3 separate regions of the Homo sapiens genome follow, and regions 1 and 3 are each linked to region 2. Evidence: chromatin loops called from intact Hi-C (ENCODE). Cell type or tissue: HCT116. All regions are shown on one strand.

The links. Peaks named below come from ENCODE experiments on the same cell type or tissue, not always from the same donor. Only the 100,000 strongest peaks of a DNase experiment are listed, where the experiment ranks them.
Region 1: it touches region 2 in a loop (8-fold over the local background); 3 of 110 quality-filtered maps call a loop at or near these places.
Region 3: it touches region 2 in a loop (13-fold over the local background); 10 of 110 quality-filtered maps call a loop at or near these places.

The regions. Positions count from the first base shown.
Region 1 is chr4:119,781,333-119,789,332 of GRCh38, forward strand. No RefSeq gene overlaps it. Among named protein-coding and RNA genes, the nearest start is that of LINC01365, 19 kb to the right of the region's middle. In HCT116, a CTCF peak has its summit at 4,838 (motif pointing left); a DNase peak (open chromatin) is centred at 4,829.
Region 2 is chr4:118,977,204-118,985,203 of GRCh38, forward strand. All of the region lies in intron 1 of SYNPO2 (synaptopodin 2), which reads left to right. It overlaps SYNPO2-AS1 (SYNPO2 antisense RNA 1), which reads right to left and starts at 7,516. Exons shown (of 3, transcript XR_939120.3): 1 at 7,430-7,516; 2 at 1,348-1,409. In HCT116, a CTCF peak has its summit at 4,765 (motif pointing right); a DNase peak (open chromatin) is centred at 4,778.
Region 3 is chr4:119,458,077-119,466,076 of GRCh38, forward strand. It overlaps the pseudogene SEPTIN7P14. Among named protein-coding and RNA genes, the nearest start is that of LINC01061, 51 kb to the left of the region's middle. In HCT116, a CTCF peak has its summit at 4,851; a DNase peak (open chromatin) is centred at 4,875.

The DNA.
Region 1 (8,000 bases), 800 kb after region 2:
TATACAACTAAGAGCAAATCCAAGAGCTGCAGGAATTGTTTATGGAGAATCTCTAAATAAAGCAGAAACTTAGAACAACTGTAGTTGGAGAACCTAAGAATATTTGATGTTGATTTCAATTCTGATAAAAGAGAGGAAAAATTCTAGCAAGACTTATATGAGATATAAATGATATGGAATACAGAAATCAGTTCACAATAAAACCTCTGTTTAATAAGAAAGAGAAAATATTTAATTTCTAAAACATTTTCTTAGCCCCCTGAGATATAATTTGTTCCTTAGTCTGAAAATATTGAAGGAAATGTCAGAATCACACAATATTATTTATAAGGTTTTGGCCCAATAAATAATTATACTCATTAAAACTTTACTATATATTTTTCTTATTCCTTAGCTTGAATTCAGTTACTATCAATGTTTTAGTTCAAAATTATACAAAGAAAACAATTACTTTAAGCACTTTAAATACATAAATTGAGTGAAACCAGCTGATAATTTCAATAAAAATTTGTATCCAGAGTAGTCAGAAGTGGTAGGTCAGCCCCCAAACCTCTCTTGATTGTAGGGGCCTAAAGGCTTTTCCTCTATGGGTATGCTTCTTCTTATCACAGCTTTTTTCAAAGCAAGTTGCACTTGCCTATGTTTGAAAGGCTGTTCTCAGTACGCCAGTTCTTCATATCTTATATAAATAGATTTTCAGTGATTACTTTCCAGTTTCACATGATACTGCATTATAAAAATATCTCCGTGTTTCTGATGTTTAAACACTTCTCATGTCCTCAATGAATAATTAAGCATGACTCCCTATTCAGTTTTCATAGCTTCTAATATAAAAGACTTTATAACTTTTATAAGGAAAAAACAGTATTCAGAATATGATACTCCATAGAAAAATATTGTATTATTCTGTTTTCACACTGCTATAAAGAAATACCTGAGACTGAGTAATTTATAAAGGAAAAGAGGTTTAATTTACTCAGAGTTCTGCATGGCTAGGGAGGCCTCAGGAAACTTACAATCACTGTGTAATGCAAAGAGAAAGCAGGCACATTCTTTTTTTTTTTTTGAAATGGAGTCTCGCTCTGTCACCCAGAATGGAGTGCAGTGGTGCGATCTCGGCTCATTGCAAGCTCCGCCTCCCGGGTTCAAGCCAGTCTCCTGCCTCAGTCTCCCGAGTAGCTGGGACTACAGGCGCCCACTACCACGCCCAGCTAATTTTTTTTTTTTTTTGTATTTTTAGTAGAGACGGGGTTTCACCATGTTAGCCAGGATGGTCTCGATCTCCTGACCTCGTGATCTGCCTGCCTCAGCCTACCAAAGTGCTGGGATTACAGACATGGGCCACTGAGCCGGGCCGCAGGCACATTCTTCACAAGGCCACAGGTAAGAGAAGCATGTGTGAAGGAGGAATTGTCAAACACTTATAAAACCATCAGATCTTGTGAGAACTCCCTCACTATCCCAAGAACAGCATGGGGGAAACTGTCACCATGATCCAATTTCCTCCCTCCCTTAACACATGGGGATTACAGGTCTCTCCCTTAACAGGTGGAGATTACAATTTGAGGTGAGATTTAGATGGGGACGCAGAGCCAAACCATATCATTCTGCCCTGGCCTCTCTCAAATCTCATGCCCTTTATGCATTTCAAAACTTATCATGTCTTCTCAACAGTCCCCCAAAGTCTTAACTCATTCCAGCATTAACTCAAAAGTCCAAGTCTAAAGTCTCAACTGAGACAAGTCCCTTCCACCTAGGAGCTTGTAAAATCAAAAGCAAGTTATTAATAGTTACTTCCAAGATACAATGAGGGTGCAAGCATTGGATAAACTCTCCCATTCTAATAGGAGAAACTGGCCAAAACAAAGGGGCTACAGGCCCCATGCAAGTCTGAAATCCAACAGGGCAGTTATTAAATCTTTAAGCTCCAAAATAATCTCCTTTGACTTCATGTCTCACATCCAGGGCATGCTGATGCAAAGGGTGGCTCCCACAGCCTTGGGCAGCTCCGCCCCTGTGGCTTTGCAGGGCTCAGGCCCTGCGGCTACTCTCATGGGCTGGTGTTGAGTATCTGTGGCTTTTGCAGGTGCACAGTGCAAGCTGTCAGTGGATCTATCACTCTGAGGTCTGGAGGACAGTGGCCCTATTCTCACAGCTCCACTAGGCAGTACCCCAGTTGGGACTCTGTGTGAGAGCTCCAACCCCACATTTCCCTTTTGCACTGCCCAAACAGAGGTTCTCTATGAGGGCTCCACCCCTGTAACAGACTTCTATCTGGACATTCAGGCATTTTCATTCATCTGCTGAAATCTAGGTGGAGGTTTACAAACCTCAGTTCTTGACTTCTGTGCACCTGCACACCCAACACCACGTGGAGGCTGCCAAGGCTTGAAGCTTGCATCCTCTGAAGCAACAGCCCTAGCTGTACTTTGGCCCCTGCTAAGCTGGAGCTGGAGCAGCTGGGACACAGGGCACCAAATCACAAGGGTGCACGCAGCAGTAGGGCCTTGAGCCCAGCCCACAAAACAGTTTTTCCCTCCTAGGCCTCTGGGCCTGTGATGGGAGGGGCTGCCATGAAGTTCTCAGATGTGCTCTGAAGACATTTTCCCCATTGTCTTGGCTATTAACATTTGGCTCCTTGTTGCTTATGCAAATTTCTGCAGCTGGCTTGAATTTCTCCCCAGAAAATGGGTTTTTCTTTTCTACCACACAGTCAGGCTGCAAATTTTCCAAACTCTTATGTTCTGTCACCTCTTAGATGCTTTGATGCTTAAAAATTTCTTCTGCCATAATCCCTAAATCATCTCTCTCAAGTTCAAAGTTCCACAGATCTCTAGGACAGGGGCAAACAGTCACCAGTCTCTTTGCTAAAACATAGCAAGAGTCACCTTTACTCCAGTTCCCAACAAGTTCCTTAACTCCATTTGAGACCACCTCAGCCTGGGCTTCATTGCCCACATCACTATCAATATTTGGTCAAAACCATTCAACAAGTCTCTAGAAAGTTCCGAACTTTCCCACATCTTCCTGTCTTCTTCTGAGCCCTCCAAACTGTTCCAAACTCTGCCCATTACCCAGTTCCAAAGTCTCTTCCACATTTTCAGCTTATTTTTATAGCAGTGCCCCACTACGTTGGTACCAATTTCCTGTATTAGTCCATTTTCACACTGCTATAAAGAAATACATGAGACTGGGTAATTTAGGAAAGAGGTTTAATTAACTCACAGTTCCACATGACTGGGGAGGCCTCAGGAAACTTGCAATCATGGCAGAAGGTGAAGGAGAAGCAAGAACCTTCTTCACATGGTGACAGGAGAGGGAAGCAGGAAGAAAGAGCATTCAAATACTTATAAAACCACCACATCTCATGAGAATTCACTCACTATCATGAGAACAGTGTGGGGGAAATCACCCCCATGATCCAAGCAGCTCTTTTCCTTAGACACGTGGGGATTACAAGTCCTTCCCTCGATATGTGGGGATTACAATTTGAGATGAGATTTGGGTGGGGACACAGAGCCAAACCCTATCAAATATGCTAACTTAAAAAACAGAAGTTTGCATAGGAGATACAAATTTGTAGAATATAAAGGTAATATTCATCAGCAAAGTCCTATTGCATTTTAATTTCAAAGGGATTAAATTATACATGGTTTAAGTTTTTACCTGAAGACGTATATTAGAATTAATTATTTTGTTTTTCAGTTTTAATGAGGAAACTTTAAATACCTGTTTTTAAAGTCTGCATTAATACTGTTTTATTCTAATAATAGCTCTCAGCTAGCAGTACTGTTTTTTAACAAACATTTCTTTTTTGAATACCTATTATGATGGTCAGTGCTAAATTGTCAATGGGATAGGATCCAAAGGTAAATTTGATAAAAATTCCTATCCTTGGGAGACATAGAAAAATACATGCACTTTTTTTTTATTATTATACTTTAAGTTCTGAGATACATGTGCAGAACATGCACATTTGTTACATAGGTATACATGTGCCATGGTGGTTTCTTGCACCCATCAACCCGTCATCTATGTTAGGTATTTCTCCTAATGCTCTCCCTCCCCTAGATCCCACCCCCTGACAGGTCCCGGTGTGTGATGTTCCCCTCCATGTGTCCACGTGTTCTCGTTGTTAAACTCCCACTTATGAGTGAGAACATGCGGTGTTTGGTTTTTGTTCCTGTGTTAGTTTGCTGAGAATACATTTAATTAGAGTTAACTAACTACTTAGAGAAGTACTTCTAAAATTATTTTGGTCTCAGGACTCCTTCAATCTCTTCAAAATTATTGGGGATCCTAAAGAATTTTTGTTTGTTTAGCTTATATCTATCAATATTTACCACGTTAGAAATTAAAACTGAAAAAATTTAAAATACAAGTATACAATAATAATACATTACTTTAAGTGTCAGTATGATCATCTTATCCCATGTCATGTAGCCTCTGCAAAACTCTACTGTACATACACTTATGAGAAAATGAGAATGAAAATGCAAAAATGTCTTAGCATTAGTGATAAAATATTCTTGACTTTACGAAGCCTCTGAAAGGGTCTTCAAGGCCCCCAGAGACTATAAGTTATCAACCAGTAAACTAGAGGAGATGTTTGATGCTATAGTTGATACGTCATCAAAACATCATGATGATACAGGAAAGAGAGTAATTTATATCAATCAATGATTAAAATTGTTAATGATTACCACTTCACTAATACTGGTCTCCAATTGATCCTAGATTTCAATAAAAAGCAAATAAATGAAATAAATAGCAACAATAGTTTTTACCAAGTAGTTCAGTTCATGAAATGAAGGCATTCCCCTGCCACCTGGTGGCAAGGTGTCCTAATTAGGTATTAAGGGTTTTTTTGTTTGTTTTTTTGAGTGGCACACAATTGCAATATATCTTAGTTGCAAATTTAGAGTTTTTTGAATGTTGATTCTACCACTAAACATTATAAAATTATATTTGGAACCTCTGAAACATGCCAACCTAATGCTAAATAGTTCTTCAATACAATAAAAGCAAATAGGCTAAAATCCAACTGTGTTTTAAAGAACCAATCATTATGCAAGGTTTCCATAGTGCTTTGAATATAGTTGGACTTCAAAATTTCAAGGTGACAAAAAGATAAGTTTTCTTTGTTATTCTCTAATGCATTTTCTCACCGTGTAGTAAAAGAAACAGTAAGAGGAGTCTACAACTGCTACTACATTTAGGTTTTGTGAGCTCAGCCTGGGGTGGGAGGTTGAGAAAATGTCCTAGAAAAGATCACTGTAGCAGACTCCGATTCCACTCTACACAGAGAAGTTCCTAAGGGAATGTATGTTGCTGCAGCAGATGAAATACATCAGTACATGGATACCTGGAAAGAGCAAGTAGGGCAGCAATGGAGGACCAGAAGAACTTCAATCCTAAGAAAAATGGTAGGATGATACGAAATTGTCTGAGGCTATTACTCTTTCTTGGGTTAAATCATATTATCTTCCTTATGTCTTGTTTCTAACCATGACAATAAGACTAGATTTTATTATTTTACTGAGGCACTTTTGAGCTTTTGTAAATCAGTAACTTACTAACTGATAATTTTCATAAGCTTTTAGCATCCTTCCCAATCTTGAGAGGTACAATATAGCATAGAGTAGTGGTGCCAACCTGGGAGGATGTGAACATTTTGCAAGACACCTAAACATGAAGAGTTTTAAGGGAATCAATTTTCTGACACTTTACTTCCATATGTAGCTTTTCCCCAAAATTGTTCTGCCAGAAATCAAGCCTATATTCACAAAAGCCCAAATACCACTTTATGAAGGATATGCAAATTCCTCATTCATTTTATAAGTTACTAAGGTGCATTACCCTGAAGGCTAAACAAATCTGGGTGCCTAAGGAAGGGGAGGCCTTTCCCAGTGATTAATCATAGTACCATGAACCTAGAGGGCTTTTAGGCTCTCCCAGCTTCATACATACTTTTGTTAAGGATAAAGCCTAGAGGTAGAAATGATATTTTTGCCACTTAAGAATGCGGTGAATTCAGGTAGGTATAAAGGTATAAATTTTTATTTAGCAATGTTGCTTCTTTCCTTCTTTTGGTGTTTTTTTGTTCGTTTGTTTGTTTGACAAGGTCTTGCTCTGAGACAAGTTCTTGCTCTGTCACCCAGGCTGGAGTGCAGCGGCACAATCTTGGCTCACTGCAACCTCTACCTCCAGACCCAAGGGATTCTCCCAAGTAGCTGGTACTACAGGTACACACCACCATGTCTAGCTAACTTTTGTATTTTTTTAAAGAGATGGGGTTTCACTATTTGCCCAGGCTGGTCTCAAACTCCTGGGCTCAAGCAATCATCCCCTCTCAGCCTCCCAAAGTGCTGGAATTACAGGCGCGAGCCACTGTGCCCAGACTTCTTTTGTCTCCTATTTCAAAAAAATTCTTTTTTGAACTTCCATAAGGAAGTTCATTAAGAACATAGCAGAAAGAGCATCAGTAACAATTATTAAATGCTTAAAAATAATATTTTCTGCATATTTAAATGACAGGAAAGCTTTCCTATTCTTCTCAATATTATTCTTTAGTATTTAAAAGCACCAAAGAATAACCTAAAAACATACAGTACTAAAGCTTTGTTTTAAATATAGTTGATTATTTTCTGGAAATATTGAAAATTTTAAAATATATTAGAAAAAACTGTGGATAAAATTTTAATGCAATTTCTTTCAGACTTAATGTGTTTTGTTCAATAGTGATTAAAATCTGTTTTTTCAAGTCATGTCATGTGAGATTTATCCTGATTACCATGAATTCTCCTCTTACTTGATCATAAAAATGTTAAATATTTTCTATCTCTTTTTAATAAAAGTTAAAATTATAAACTAGCCATCGGACCAACTGTCACATCTGTGACAGCTTTTGTTTCAAATTATGTTTCGAGAAACGTTTGTGTAGCAGAAAACCTTGGAAAAAAGAGATAGTGTCACCCCTGGGCACAGAAGGCAGAATTGTTTTTGAGCAAGATAAAAAAAATATTCCCCTTTGGGGAAAAGGTTGAGTGGGTTTACTAGCAGACCCTTTAAAAGATTGAGAGTTTCCCAAGCTTGGGATTTCTCAGTTGTTACAGAAATCTACTGGGAGCACATTGTCCCCCAGGTGACTTGGTAGACAAAGGAAGCCAATGTAAGCATGGAGTTCACACTACTCACTGCCTGCTGTGCTGTGAGTACTAAAGTTCTTTGTCTCTGACCCAGAAGTCTCATGTCTTCTTGTCAGCATCTGTGAAACTGTAGCAGGCTCATTTGGTAACTTGCAGGCAGGGTAAAATTTCAGGCCTTTCATAGTTCTTGCCAGGACTAACACTTTACAAATGGAAAGTACAAGCCTAAGGCAGCAAAGAAAAGGCAAGGAAGGAGAAGAGAGGCAAGCAGTATACTATACTGATTACCATAACAAAACCACAAAGAGACATAGCAAGTTATTTAGCAGTCACAGTCACTCTGTGTTTTAGACCTTTCTGGAAGGGTTTAAAGGAGCAACCCATTCTGAGTAGTCCATAAGAGAGAGAAAAAGGAGGGGGAAATTTTCTCCTTGGCTCCCTTCCACATCCTCTTCTCCTTGATCAAGATTTACATCCACGGTGATCTAGCTCCCCCATACTTCTTGGTTGCATCTTGGTGGCTGCTCAGAAAACCAGTTCCTATTCTTTAAAGTATAGTGTCTTATTCAAATATGAAAGTGGAAGAGTGACTTTGTGCAAGTAAAGTGCTGACCATGGCAGAGAAAGAAGGGTGTAGACAAGAGAATTTGAGGTGTCCAAGGTTTCTATTTTAATATAATGTGTAACAAATTTACTTGCATGTCAAGCAGTTCCTATGTTTCTTCTTTCCATAAAATTAAATAGGAACCTAATGGAGTTTTCAGCTGATTACACACACACACACACACACACACACACACACACACACACCCCACCACCAACAAGAAACATTCATTTGTGTGACCTATGTTA
Region 2 (8,000 bases):
CAGCTAAGGCCCGGGGAGAAATCGAGCGCAGCGCCGGTGGGCCAGCACTGCTGGGGGACTCAGTACACCCTCTGCAGCCACTGGCCTGGGTGCTAAGTCCCCCATTGCCCGAGGCCGCAGGGCTGGCCAGCTGCTCCGAGTGCGGGGCCTGCCAACCCCACGCCCACCCGGAACTCCAGCTGGCCCGCAAGCGCGGCACGCAGCCCCGGTTCCCGCTCACGCCTCTCCCTCCACACCTCCCTGCAAGCTGAGGGAGTGGGCTCCGGCCTTGGACAGCCCAGAAAGGGGCTCCCACAGTGCAGGGGACTGAAGGGCTCCTCAAATGCCACCAAAGTGGGAGCCCAGGCAGGGGAGGTGCCGAGAGCAAGCGAGGGCTCTGAGGACTGCCAGCATGCTGTCACCTCTCAACTTGAGGAGACACTAGCCTTGTGGGTGGGATCCAGCCATTCTCCTGATGGCAGGGAAGAGCTTCAGAGGCTAGAAATCAGACATGTCTGGATCATAATCCTACCTTGTCTGTGGAGCATCAACTCTGCCCTATAGAAATTTCTGCATTATGTAGGCCTTCTTTGAACGTATATCATGGTGAGTAGTGCTTGACCTTGTACAGTGTTAGCAATCCCACTTTTGACATCTCTAAAGCAACCCTGTAGGTTTATGGCATTGCCACTTATAATTTTGCAAAGACATAACTTCCACTCAGGAGTTCTGCAAGCCTGGTTCCAGGTAGTAGGTTACTAGCCAAGTGAGTGAACCCAGCAAATAGGACCTCATATATAGTCCAACATAGTTTTGTTGTTATCAAGTTGCCGTTGCATGAATATTTTATGAGGGAATTATATGCTACTGTAGAATTTGTGGATTGGGAATTTTCTAAGATCTTTGGGTGAATTCCTTGAAAACGTCAATGGCTTATGATGTCATAACTTATTGATTTTCTAGTTGCAACTTGCTTCTTGGCCAGATTTGCCCATCTAAATTTCAAGCTTCTCTAGGAATGAGCCAAGTCACATCTTTCCCTTTGTTCCCCACAATTTAGCCCAAAGTTGCCCTCAAAGCAAGCATTTAACCTGCAGTTGCTGATTGATTGAATTACTGTATCTTGTTGTCATTTTATTTACTTTTTAGAATTCTAGATAATCATTTTCTCTAATTGTTCAGTTGCATCAAAAATAAAATATGACCGTTTCCCTAGCATAGTAAAAAGTGCAGTAAAACACAAAAGAGTTGGGTCTAGCATTAATTTTTTGACAAGAAAAACATGACAAACCATTTGCAGGGAAACTTCGGCTATACCTTATCCTCGTCACCAGTTGGCTTATGAATAATCAGGGTAATTTATATTACCTTGTTCTGTTTACTATATATATGTGTATTCCAATGGATTTTCCACTTGTCCCAATGATTTCCTGAAACGGAAAAACATTCAACTTCATTTACAAGGTAATGATTATCAGTGCCCAATCAAATCTCCCTGCTTCCAGATTTTTTAAAAAATGTTATTTATTTTGAGAAATGATGCCAGGACTTTAAGACTAATCATAGGTACAAATATACCTGTGTATTTCATGTGAAATACTCCTGCCATGACACACACACACACACACACACACACACACACACACACACTTAGCCCATTTGTTGAAAAGTGCCTGTAACCTTTTTATGTATAGGACTCCCTTGTCCAACTTATTGTTTTATCCTATGTAGTGCCCTTGAATTGAATTCTGCTTTTCAATAACACTGGCCCGCACACATAGCGCATTCTTACATCATTTCTGATGCCATTGCTCTAGTTGAAATCTTTATTGTTTAACACCTGTACTGATGCGATATACTCCAGAGGTGATTTTGGATCGGCCTCTTTCGCTTTCCAATCGTTCTGTGCATTTTGCTTTCTGGCTTGCAGCTCCATGGCACCTCTCATCTCCTTAGCACAAAACAAAAACACCCCTAGAATATGGCTCTGACCTTCCTGTCCAGACTTGCCTTCTACTATTTTCCCTTACCCTCCACAGTCTCTCCTGCTTAGCTATCTCTTGAATAGTGGCTATGCTTTCCTACTGCCGTAGCGTTGTTTTGCCAGTACTGCTTAGCATCTTCTCCCTTCCTGTGGAAAGAAAGAATTTTGTCACCTACAAAAGTCTTTGTATGCTGTAAGGCCGGGTCTCAAGGTAATTTACTTTGTAAACCCCTTTCCTGAGCCAATGACCTAAAATCTCACCCTCAGCTCTAAGTCAGAATCATATACTACCATCTTGTTTATCAAGTACTTACTATTGGCTGCCTTATTTTCTAGTTGTTTACACATGCAACTTTTTACTAGATTGCATGCACTTTGTGGGCAAGGCCTATCCCTGGCCTAACTTTGTATTTCCGTACTGTTTATGACAATGTCTTGCCAATGATATGTGCTCAGTAAATATTTGTTCACTGGTTGGATATCCTTTCATTATCTATACTATATTTTCAGCACAATGACAGGGTAGCAACAGAGGCATCTATTGCAGGAGGCCATACAAATTGTACCTCAGAAATTCATATAACCAGGAATTATAGTCTGAGCAATTACTTTAATAAGTTAGAATCTCTCTGTAATTATAGGTTACAGATGGTGACATAAAAACACTAGGAGGTCAGGAAGTTTCTTCCGCACTCAGCATACTTGAACTAAAAAGAGTGGACATTTCATAATTCTGAGCACCTTGGTCTATTGCTTGGTCTGTGCCTCGTGTTATTCTCAAGAAAGGAGACTGGATCTCAACCATCACTCATCCACACTTGTGTTATCTTTAAGCACTGTAGAGGAAAAAACTCTTTTGGAGTTTGAAGAATAAAGTTGGATACATTGCATAGTATATGCGGTTTTTAAGCTAACTTAAAGGGAAAGCTTCCTGAATGAAAATAAATCATATTAGTTTAATGATGGCTGCTATTAATAATGACATATATACCCATATATAGTATAGTGTAGTAAAAACTTTTCATCTGTTTTCTGGAAATCTTGATTTTCAACTCTTTCTAATGTATTTTTCTTTTGGGGGCCCACTCAGACCTTACAATATGTCTTCTAGAGGCACAGAGTGAAAAGCCTTGTTAGTCTGCTGATGTGCCTTCAGACCTTCTCCGGACTATTCCTTGACCAGAACCATCCCTTTTCTAGCTGGCTTTTCTGGTAGAGTCTATCCACACTCCTAGAACTGTCTACTGTTTGCTTGGCAAGGTCTACCTAGATCCTTCCTTGGCCTGCATCCTCCTGGGAGCTGTGGGGTCACCATGAGCCTTGTTACTTCTTTCTTTTCCCCCCTTCCCCAGCACACACCCACACATGCCATCATTCCACCGACTGGACTAATTTTATCAGAAACTAGACTTGTAAATTAACAGAGACATATATGATTTCACTTACAATTTGAAAAAAAAAGAACTTGATTAATAAGTGTCAGCATCACCATTCAGAGTATCTATAACTATCACAGCATAAAGTAGCTGGAAAAGAAGCACATATATAGAATCCAGTGGTTTTCAGATTCCAATTTATAAAATGGATAAAAGTGAACCTGGTTTAGTTAAAGAAGGGAGGGAAAGAGGACGCTGCCTCTTAGGCCTCATCCTGGTGGTGGCATGTGTGGCATGCCATCTGCACATAAGCCTATGAACCCCTAATCTGAGTTACATGAAACACTTTGCCTATGTGGAAACTGAGTCTGGAATGGTTAAGCGACTTGCTCACAGTCACATACCCAGTTTGTGGCAGAGCTGATTCTCAATCTCAAGTTACTAAGCACAGTTTCCTTTTTCTGGGCTTTTCCCACAGCACCAAATAACTGCTAGATAAAGCACTCTTTCCTGCTCATTGCGCTGGTCCAGTTTATCTCTGTGCCCAAGAGCAGTTTAGAAGAACTAGCATTTTCCATGCAAAAATCTTTGTTGAAGGAGATTCATGATTAACTGAAATCACCCAAAGTACCACAAACAATGCAACAAACCATGAAGGACAGCACAGCGTGTGTTTTTATCTGACCCATTTGTTCCAGGATGGGCTCTCTAGTTGAACAGCCTAACAGCCCTGCAACCAACCTGTCTCATAAGCCCTGCACAGAACAACCCAGCAGAATTCCTAAGCCTGCTCACATAAACAACCAGAGAAGTTAATCATAGGCATGAGAGACTTTTGGTGGTGGCCAATTAGAGCAGACCCCCCACAGAGCTTCATCATAGGGTAGCCACGTCAATGTCAATACCCTCCTCCGTGCAACAATCCTTGTGATTAATGTAATTACCATAATTACTGACCTCTCTTCTGAGAGTCTTGGCCACATGGAAGAGTTGAATGTTTTCCCTGAATGCGTTGTCTCCATACAATGTATGCCCTTAATTATAGAACATGATGTCATAAGTTCTGATTAGGGGGTTGCCCTAGAGGAGCTGAGGATTGGCCCCAAAGGCATAAGGGGGCCAGTTCAACTCATAGCCCACCCTAGTCCTCCCGGTCACATGCAGGTAGCCAGTTACTTGGTAATTAACAAAACAAGCTTGTGGTTGTTGCTGTCGTCCATTTTACTCCTATGTCTTTTGGGGCCTTCTTGGGAAATAAAGGCTTCCTTTTTCCTCATGTACCTCATAATTATTGTGCCCCAGAACTGCACATAATTATTATTATTTTTCCATTCAGGAGTTAATGCTTCAGCCAAACAGGTCTGGACGGAAACCCAGTTTGCGTTCAGAGGAAAATAGTTGACTATTCTCAGACTAGACCACTTGAGGGCGGCATTGCCTTAGGAGAGTGTGTTTTGACCAACTAATACATAACCTAAGGAGGAAATATGCAGCGTGGGTGTCACAGGCACATCACTGTAGTTCAGGGAATAAAACCACAAAAAATGAGAACATACTTCCAGGGAGTCAACTCACATTTAGGAATGAAGGAATAAATGTCTAATTTTAAATGTGGTTGCAAAGTTTTTTTTTTACATAACAGAATTGCTTGAGGCAGGCGCGCTGTAAACCATTTATATGGGGAGGGATTTATTCTGTGAAATGAAGTGCTATTGAAAAAAAAGATAATGTCCAGTGCAGTGTAGGAACAAAAAAGGCAAACTAAAATATATTGCACAATGAAGACTGGGGACAAAATCATGAGTATGTTTGCAGGTCTTCATAACCCTCTCGGATGCACATAGTTCTTCACCATGGACATGTCCCCATTATAACCTCTTTTAATTTGGCAGGGAGCTGCTCCTTTGCCTTTCCTTCATATTTTGGGGGTCAATCCAGATGAATGAGAGAAAATAAAAGAGGGGGAAGAGAAGAGAAGGAGGATGGTATGCCCCTCTGTACTTGGAGAATCACTAGCGGTGGTCTCAGTCACAGGGAGACAGACTGGTTCCGCTCATCTCTGATCCTGCCCCAGTAAATTACTTGCAGATATCTTTTTGGTAGTTTTCACAGGATGCTAATAAACTGATCAGCCTAGTATGCTAGAGATATTTAAGTTCTCTTTCCAAATATCACTGCATACATACCTAAATAACAGACCAATCATTGATTTCCAGAAACCTGTCTGGAAGGCATTCTACATTCTTTCCTTTGCTTCTTTTTATGGGCCACAGAAAGAACACGATAGTTCTTGAATACATTTCCCAGATTGTCCAAAGAGGTCAAACTCTTAATGTTAAGCACAGTTCTTTTGAGACTGTGGTTGTGGGGGAGAAATTAAAGAAAGATCTGGAAGCTAATGGAAGCTACTCAGATGAGTAGCTTCTTTAGTGCAACCTCAGCTGGAACGTCAGTGACTCTTGAAAATTCTTTCTTCCCTCCCAAGTCAATATCCTATCAAATTGCTTTCTGTATTTTTTTGCAAATCTCCAAACAGAAACTCATGGAACACAGAGGTAATCTTGGCTACTTTGCAGAGATGGCCAAGGAGATTAGGTGTGAACTTCTCCGGTTTTCTTCCCTTCATTGTTAACTTTGCCTTTATTCATCCCTTTCAGTCTTTTCCAGGATCTTGTTCCATCAAACATCTCCCTACCTCCACCCTTTTCTTTTCAACCTTTTCCTCTGTACTTAATGGGGAAAGTTCTTTACCTCATTTCTCTTTCCAGCATCTATTCTCTCTGCCTCCATTCACACTAGATTCCTTGAAACAGGTCTACACCAGACACCCCCATGCTCTGGCCTTCCTTTACTATTTCCCTTGCATTATTTTCTCCGGAAACTACCCTTTAAACCCCACCCATGAGCTACTCATCTCCAGGTGGCTCAATGGTTTCTTCTCAGCTCTTCCTCTTAGTGCATTACATTCCTATTACCATGATGGCAGCATTGATCTAAAATCCCCTGACCTCTCTCCCTTTGAAATACTTTCTTCATCAGAATTCAATAACAAGCATACTCACTCGCTGAACATTTCTCCTTAGTCTCTGTTGGCCCCACTTCTACTTCCTCCTTGATATAAGAATTTTTCAGTACTCAGCCCCTTTATCTGCTGTGTTCTTTACTGAGCTCATAGAATCCTACAACTTTAACTACCACCTCTTTGCTCATAACTCCTCAGTAATATTTCTAACAAGCTACGTGCCTGCCCTTCCAACAGGATATTTGTCATTTCCACATCTATGTCCTATATCATAGGCAAACATTTCCAAAACAGAACTCATCTTTCCTGCACAGCCTCCCCATATCCTGGTCCCAAACTGAGTTCCCCTCCTTACCTTTCCTCAACTCTCAAGTCAAAATTTCAACTATCCTTGACTTCCCCTTTGTCATTTGTAAGTTGACTGGACATGGGGAGCAGAGGATTATGAAATGTCTTTTCAGAATCCCCCTTCTACATGCGTTGAGAGTACTCTATTTCCAGCCTTCATTTCATCACCTAGACTTCTGAAAAGATCACCAAACTGGTGTCTCTGTCATGAATCCCCTCTTCCTCATTCCAGCCCAACCAATATTTGGCCATTAGCTATTTTCCAAAACAGTCCTTTCCATACAAAAGAAACTGGTAACATTAGTTGCTTCCAAAATAGGTGACTGGGAGACGCAGATGTAAGAGAGAGAAAATTTACATTATGTACCATCTTGTTCCTTTAAAATGCTGTGCCTTATAAATACATTAGCTATTTAGAATAATAATGTTTAGTTTAAACATTAGATATTATCTGTTTAATTAAAAAAATCCTCTTCAGTTATTCTTCTGCTCAAAATCCTACACACATTGCCTTTGGAACAAAATCAAACTTCATCATATCGTTCAAAGCCCCTAAAATGACCCTTCTACTTTTCCCTTTACTCTGCTTTCAGTCTGCCCTCTGACACACTCCACAGGCCAGACACAGGCCAGCACTCTGGATTCTCAGGCTTCCAAACCTTTGTTTAAACCATTCCCTCTGCCAGTGGTGTCTTTCTTCATCCCAAATTGAAGTCCTACCTTCCTTCCAGCTTCACCTCAGATGGCACCAATTCCAAAGTACTTTTCCAGATCCCAGCATTTAGAACTACTCCTTCCCTTCTGTAAGTTTCCTGGCCTAAGCACTTGATGAGTCTATCAAAGTCAGCCTGGTTTTGTAGTTATTTATGCACATGACTGTTCTTATCTTTGTATATTTTGCACTGCTTGGTTCAATGCATTTCACATGATGGATACTTGGGAAGTGTTTCTGAATGTCATTGGTCCTCAAGACACTGAGAAATCCAAAATTAGAACTGTTTGGATATGAGACCCACTGGCATCTTTTTGTCATTTACTATTGTTTGTCATTGACATTAAGAAGTACAAAGCTCAATGGGTTCCCTTTAGGTCAATGCTTCTCCTAGTGTGGTCCTAGACCTGGAGCACTTGCTAATGTGAAGATTCCCAGGCTCCAAGAAACCTACTGGTTCAGAGTCTCTGGGGTAGGATATGGCAATCTGTAGATTAAATACGTATCCCAAGTGCTCCTTACGTACACCGAAGCTTCAGAGCCACTGCTCTAGTAGGATGTAGCAGGGTTTGGGGGAAG
Region 3 (8,000 bases), 480 kb after region 2:
GGTCTAGATATTGGTATTTTTAATTGATGATAAGCTGGAATAATATTAATACACACAAAGCACGTGTTGTAACTTTTATTATGCTTCCTTAGAGGTAAGATGCAAATTTGCCCTCAGCCAGTGTAAGATGGTAAATATGACTTCATAAAATTAAAAAAACAGAAGAAGTACAGTTAATCGAATTATCTTGACTAGAACTTTCCAAATTTGTCCTAAGGATTCTCCTAGAGATGACACTGTGACATAGTAACCAATTCCCCTGGAGTTGTGCTATGTAGTATGATAGTCATTTGCCACATGTTTAAATCAATTAAAATTAATTAAATTAAAATGCAATTTCTCATTTGCTCCAGATATATTTCAAGTGCTCAACAGCCATATGTGGCAAGTGGCTGCCATTTTGTGCAGCACATATATGAAGATTTTCATCATTGTAGAAAATTGCATTGGACAGTGGAGAGAAAACATGATTCATAGAAAAACTATTGTTATTTAAATACAGTGTTCTATATTAGTCAGTGGGATAATACCATATCATAGTTGAATGGCAATAGCAATTCTGTAAGACTCCCAAGCTATATGTGATCTAATTTACTGCTTCTCAGTCTTTGCTATGCATTCCAATCCTGGGTATCCTGTTAAATTTATTTCTTCTAGTAGTTCTGAGATGGGCTGCCTTTCTACATTTCTAACAAGATCCCAGGTGATGCTGATGCTGCTGGATGGTAGATCACACTTTATAAAGCAAGGGGCTAGACTCTAGATATGCACTTTTTATTAAATAGTACAGCAGCCTGTAGCCACATGTGGCTATTAATCTTTGAAATGTGGGTAGTCTGAATTGTGATGTTCTGCAAATATAAAATATGCCACAGATTTCTAAGACTGAGCATGGAAAAGAAAATCTCCGTAATTTTTTATATTGATCGTATACTGCAGTGATAATATTTTGGATGTATCGGGTTAAATAAAATTGACTGATTTCACCTTTTTCCTATTTTAAAAGTGGCTACTAAGAAAATTTTAAATTACTTACATGACCGACATGGTATTTTTATTTGGCAGCGCTGCTCTAAGCTGTTGATGAAAAATATTGTTGGTGAGCTCTGCTTAGGTAATATATAGGACACGAGCAGAGAGGAGGCACGTGAACAGTTCTGGCTGGAGTAGGCTTCATTGAGGCCATGATGCTTTTAGCTGGATTTGAAGAAGTGGTAGTGATCATCCCAGTGCACAGGATAGGAGGACAGTCTATATATTCTGAGCAGTAACTCATATATATCATACTGCAAGACCCCAAAGGAGTAATTTTGTGAAGTAAATCTTATTTCTCCTTTTTAATGTTTCTATTTTAGGAATTTTTTTTTTTTTTTTTTTTTTTTTAGTAACCTTCAGAGGGCTTGAGATTTCAAATTACCTGCAAAATTCTACTCTAAAAACTTGATCCTACATGCTTATTTATTTTGTGATAAATATTGGAAATTTTAAACCTAAGCAAGAAAATGAACTTTGAACTTTCTTAATTTGGGTATCTATTATGAATACCTTCACTTAAGTATTTATGAATTTAGATATGAAAGGTAAAACTAACCACTGTCCAAATTAATATACAGTTCATTTCCAGAACCCTAGTTTCTTCCATGTGCTCACTCGCATTCAGTATTACAACCCCCAAAGATAAACACCTTACTGACTGCCTTCTCCATAAATTTGCCTGTTCTTGAACGTTATATACGTATACTTTTTTGTATCTGTTTTCTTTCAGTGAAGATTATGTCTGTATTATTTACTCATGTTGGGTGTAGTTGTTTTTTTCATCGTCGTATAATACTCCATTGTGTGAATGTATCAGTATATCCTTTATTATTTATTGTAGATAAGCCTTTGGGTTTTCAGTTTTTTACTAACGGGAACATTCTTGTGCATGTCTTAGTAGACTTAGGCACTCATTGCTGTTGTGTGTGCATAAAGATATAAAGGTATTTGAGTTTATTTTATTTGATTTCTAGTGAGGTTGAACATGTCTTTTGTACTCAATAACTTCAGATTTCATTAAAGTCTTTTGGTAATCTTAATATTTTCTGTCATTTTCTTGCTGATTTATAGGAGCTTGAAAAATCACATTTGAGAAGAGGATTGGATCCTAGCCATAACATAAATATAAGGGTAATTACATCCATGCTGAGAAAGATTTAGGAATGATAGTAAGTTCATTTGAGTGAGTGGTTTGGGCCAAACTTGATAGAGAATAGTCTAGGAAGACATTTACTATAAACGGTAGATTAAATGTTCTTGCCTGATGAATTACATTTGAACTCTGAATGACTGAATCACTCAAACTGCTTATTTGTATTATTAAATGCACATTTAAGTTATGTATTACATGTCTTTAGTGGTGATCACTATTTTATCAGTTCCTCTGTCTTTCTTTATACCAAGTATGACTCATAAACCCAGTATTAATTTGCCAAGAGATTGGCATACTATTTGTATATATGCTTTTCTTTCAAATAATCTGGATTTCCAATGCCCACAATCATTGATCCTAAAGAAAATGTGGGAGTAGGTAAACTCAAACATCCCTACCATCACCCCTGGTAGGAAATCACTGGTGTAATGTATGATATTAACATCTGCACCAATTACTGTTATAGGTGGAACCAAAGTTTTAATCAAAGAAGGTGGTGTTCAGTTGCTGCTTACAATAGTTGATACCCCAGGATTTGGAGATGCAGTGGATAACAGTAATTGGTAAGAAGGATTTGTCCTCACAACTTTCCAGTGTATTTGGGGTATTGGGGTGGTTAAACTTTCTCTTCTTAACATTTTAAAACTCTTCTTAGCAAAGGTCACCAAACTTCAAGTAACATGACAGGTTTGTATACCAACTTTGCCACTTATTTGACAAAGTTTAACTTCAAAGTTAAACAAAGAAGTTTAACTTCTTTGAACCCATTTACTTTTCGATAAAATGGAGATAATACCTATCATAAAATTGTTTTTAAGACATATTCCAAAATAACGTAGCTAGATAGAAGAATTCTCATTATTGTAAGAAATTTAAAACTGTTTGCTTTAATTTTATCCATTTGTATAAATTCTATCTCAATCCTAATTTAAACCTGATATTTAGACCTTCAGTTTTTCCATAAGTCCTAAGTGAAGAAAACAACTATGAAATTTTAGTCTGAAGTAATTATCTTAGTATTTTATAAATAACTTTTATTTTTGTTTGAATTCACATTGTTTTTGAGGTATTTTTCTGTCAACTCTTAAAACTCCTAAGTTCATCATGAAGTTTTTATATTATTTAAAGTAATCTCTCATTTGAAATTTGAAACTGAATATAATTGTTTTCATATTATGAAGTGTGTTATTAATACACTTACTAGTGCCAATAATATGCTAATAATTTCAGCAATAAATATTTTCTTTCATTTGGAAAGTTTTGAAATAATGAATAAAGATTTATTCAACATAATTTATATTTTTGAATCTTTATATAGAATAACTTGACATATCTTCCCTTGGTAAATTCATTTTGCTTATTTGAAAATATTGATTATTGTCCTTTAACAGTCATCAGTTAATTCATATGTAGAATTGCAACTTAATTGTTTTGTTTATTTGCATTCTATAGCTGGCAGCCTGTTATCAATTACATTGATATTAAATTTGAGGACTACCTAAATGCAGAATCGCGAGTGAACAGATGTCAGATGCCTGGTAACAGGGTGCAGTGTTGTTTATACTTCATTGCTCCTTCAGGACATGGGTCAGTAACCTGATAGTTCTGATTCCTTTTTGTTGTTGTTGCTTACTGTTACCTTTATGTGCATATTTGAGTAATCTTTAAGTTTGTGAAGTACATACAACTATACCCATTATTAAGTACCAAATTTCATGTAGAAATGTCTTAGTTGAAAAGCCTTTTTAAGTCCTGTGTAAGCTAACAGTGATTTTACTCCTTAGTTCTTATTCATAAGGATTTTCCCTGCTTCATGGAAATAAACAGTGTTGCCACCATGGTTTGAGGTCTCAATGTGGCAAATTTAGCTTTCATGTTGAACTACCAAATAAAGAGAAGCAGCCAAACCAGTTAGACATATTCAAAATAAATCCAAAGATGCTATTTATTATAAGTCTCATAAGAGATGGTTATCAAAAGCACTTGCATGCCAATGTTTTCTTGTGCCATTTCTTTCTGCAAGAAATCTGTTTGGCTTCTGTTTCACCTTAGCTGTCATAGACATGTCGTTTAAGTATCATATTGTCAGTACTAACCTTTTGTTTATTAGGACATAAGACCTAAGAATCTAGACATTAATCTGATGTGATTGTTCTGTTTGTTATAGTTAGCCTGTACTCCCTTTTTTTGTTCTTTGTACTTCCCCTTTCATTTTGAGTACATATATGTGTCATTTGTAACTGCAGATTTTTCCAATTATTCTTCCTCAGTCTTTTCCTTTGGGTAAGTAACTCAGCATACATAATTCAGCCACCTGGTAATTGTAACGCCACCATCTCTCCACTAAAAGAACTGTAGTAGCATCAGGCTAAATAGCATTAAGTTATCTAACACATTACAGTAGAGTAAACCAATTCCTTCAGGTATACTTTTCTCTTCCATTTTTGGCTTCTCACTCTCTTTTTTTTGTTTGTTTTTATAGATGGGTCAATGCCCATTATCACTCTAGATGGATAAGGGAGCCTTAATTATATACTTATATTTTTGCACTGTCAGATTGGAGTGGGGTAAAAATGTTTCTTCTTTTATGTCTAATACTCTTTTTTTTTTTTTTTTTTTGCTGTGCCGTAGACCATTACATAACTGAAGACTCCCACCTTCAGGCAGGATTGGGTAGTACGTGTTTGTAACTACCTGGCATTGCCTTTTGTTGAGGTAATTTCAGTTTTTATTATTATTAGTAGTAGTAGTATACTTTAAGTTCTACGGTATATCTTCACAATGTGCAGGTTTGTTACATATGTATACATGTGCCATGTTTGTTTGCTGCACCCATTAACTGGTCATTTACATTAGGTATTTCTCCTAATACTATCCCTCCTCCATCCCCCACCCCACGACAGGCCCTAGTGTATGATATTTCCCGCCCTGTGTCCAGGTGTTCTCATTGTTCAATTCCCACCTATGAGTGAGAAACACCTATGCGGTGTTTGGGTTTCTGTCCTTGCGATAGTTTGCTCAGAATGATGGTTTCCAGCTTCATCCATGTCCCTGCAAAGGACATGAACTCATCCTTTTTTATGGCTGCATAGTATTCCATGGTGTATATGTGCCACATTTTCTTAATCCAGTCTATCATTTTATGGTGTTCTCAGTTTACATATTTAAATCACTAAACTGACTATTTGACTTAAAAGGCTCAAAAAAAGTCATCTCAAAAATACAACACACTGCATAACCTTTTATAAGTATTTGTGTAGCTTCTTGAATTTATATTTTTAAATCATTCTCATTTAACTTGTCAGGGCCTTTTCCTGAAAGCCAGCAGAGTGAAATCTTAACCTGCAGTTAAGCCAATAAAATTTGTCAGCTTATAACCAATTTTATTATTTTAGATTTTCTGGACTCTCTCCAACTATAGTAATTCTCATGAAATCACATTCCTGCCATCCCCTTGGGGAAAATTTTATTTCTTAAAATTGCATGGGAAATGAGAGCTTTTTTAAAAGAAAAAAATTTTTATATTCAAATGAGATGTAGTGGCTTTGTGCCATTTCTTATTTGTCACAAGGGGTAAGATGTTTAAAATTGCTATATCTTATATATAAAAATGTACCTTTGAATAATTTCTCAGTTTAACTATTTTTAGAAATGGAGCAAAGTTTTGCCCATTGGTACATGATATTGTGGATTAAGTGAAAGAATATGAGGCTGGGCGCGGTGGCTCACGCCTGTAATCCCAGCATTTTGAGAGGCTTAGGCAGGCGGATCACCTGAGGTCGAGAGTTCGAGACCAGCCTGACCAACATGGAGCAACCCCGTGTCTACTAAAAATACAAAATTAGCTGGCCGTGGTGGCGCATGCCTGTAATCCCAGCTAATAGGGAGGCTGAGTCAGGACAGTTGCTTGAATCTGGGAGGTGGAGGTTGCGGTGAGCCGAGATCACACCATTGCACTCCAGCCTGGGCAACAAGAGTGAAACTCCATCTCAAAAAAAAAAGAATATGACACAGAATTTTATGTATAGAGTTCCAGGTACCCTGCTCACTACGGACTGAAATTCTGTGCAGTCTAACAAATGAATCAGAGCCTTTCCATCTTGTCTGGGTAGTCCCTAGATTCCCTTTTTAGAGGGTTTTGTTTTTAGAGTGATTATAAATTCGTCCAACAGTGCACTTTCAGTGCCTTCTACCTCCCTCTACCAAGTATGAACTGCATGCATGGCTGATTTATGATTTCGGCTATTATCGCTTCATGTGCGTTGTTCACTATTTTGTAACTGTTATTAAAGTAAAATACTGACTTGGAACATGAATTTTAAAATGGTGTTTTATCCTTCTAGTATTGATTCCCAGTTTTAGAAAAATTGGTGTCATCCAGTGAGTTTTATACAGAAGGATTTTTTCCCTTAGAAATATATACATACATACAAAAAAAATTTGTCATTTTCCCTGTAGTTGTTTATTATGCTGTAGAATTTGAGGCTAAATAGTCTTTTCTCTCTACTGTGGGTTTACCTTCTAGAAATGATAAAGGATTTTCTATTGCTAAAAAACAAGATTTAAAAACTAAATTTGTTGATGAAAAGACTAGCCAATATAAATCTAAATGGACAGAGGGAAAAAATTCACCCAGAATGTAATACACATGTGAACTAAATGTTTTCTGTTGCTGACGTTTTGTAGGCTTCTGAAATTTAATGAGACTTTTACAAGGTTTACCTTTTTTCCTAAAGTTTAATTTTTAAACTGACTTAAATGTTTTTTGACCCTTTGGTTATATTTAAGAAGTTGACTTCTCTAATTTCCTTGTCATGTTTATTTTTAAATATCTTTCTCTTTAAAAGTTGGGATACTATAATAAATATTCAGCAAGTATTTTGCATTTAAATATAAAATCTTGTTATTTGGATTTTAATACTTTATATTAAATGCCTTTAAGATTTATTAAAATTTTAGATTAACTGAACTCTGCTTTTTTGTCACTGGATTAATAAGCAGGCTTGTATCTGACATAATAGCTTAATAAGGCAGTGACAATTTAAATTTGTCATGAGTATAAATTGAAAAATCATAATTTAGAAATCGGAGATTGAATATTTCATGGCATTTATATTTAGTGTTTTATATAATGATTAATGAAAAGAAGGAAAACTTAAATTTTTTTTCAAAGATGGATAGGTTCAGGCCAGATGCAGTGGCTTACTCCTCTAATCCCAGCACTTTGGGGACCAAGGCAGGAGGATTGCTTGAGGCCGTAGACTAGGCAACATAGTGAGATCCTGTCTCTACAAAAAATTAAAAAATTAATTGGGGCTGGGCGCAGTGGCTCATGCCTGTAATCCTAACACTTTGGGAGGCTGAGGCAGGTGGATCACCTGAAGTCAGGAGTTCAAGACCAGCCTGGCCAACATGGTAAAACCTCGTCTGCACTAAAAATACAAAAATTAGCCGGGTGTGGTGGTGGATGCCTGTAATCCCAGCTACTCGGGAGGCTGAGACAGGAGAATCACTTGAACCCGGGAGGCGGAGGTTGCAGTGAGCCAAGATTGTGCCACTGAACTGCAGACTGGGCAATAAGAGCGAAACTCAAAAAAAAAAAATTAGTTGGGCATGGGGGTGCACTCCTGTAGTCCTAGCTACTCAGGAGTCGAAGTGGAAGAATTGGAGGCTATGGTGAGCTATGACTAAGCCACTTCCTCAAATATAAGGAAGAATATAATCTGACTAAAGGATTGTCTTTAAATTTAAAAAACTTAGCCTTATGAAAACTTATTACATTGTCCTCATTTTGACATAGATCAGTAAAAAG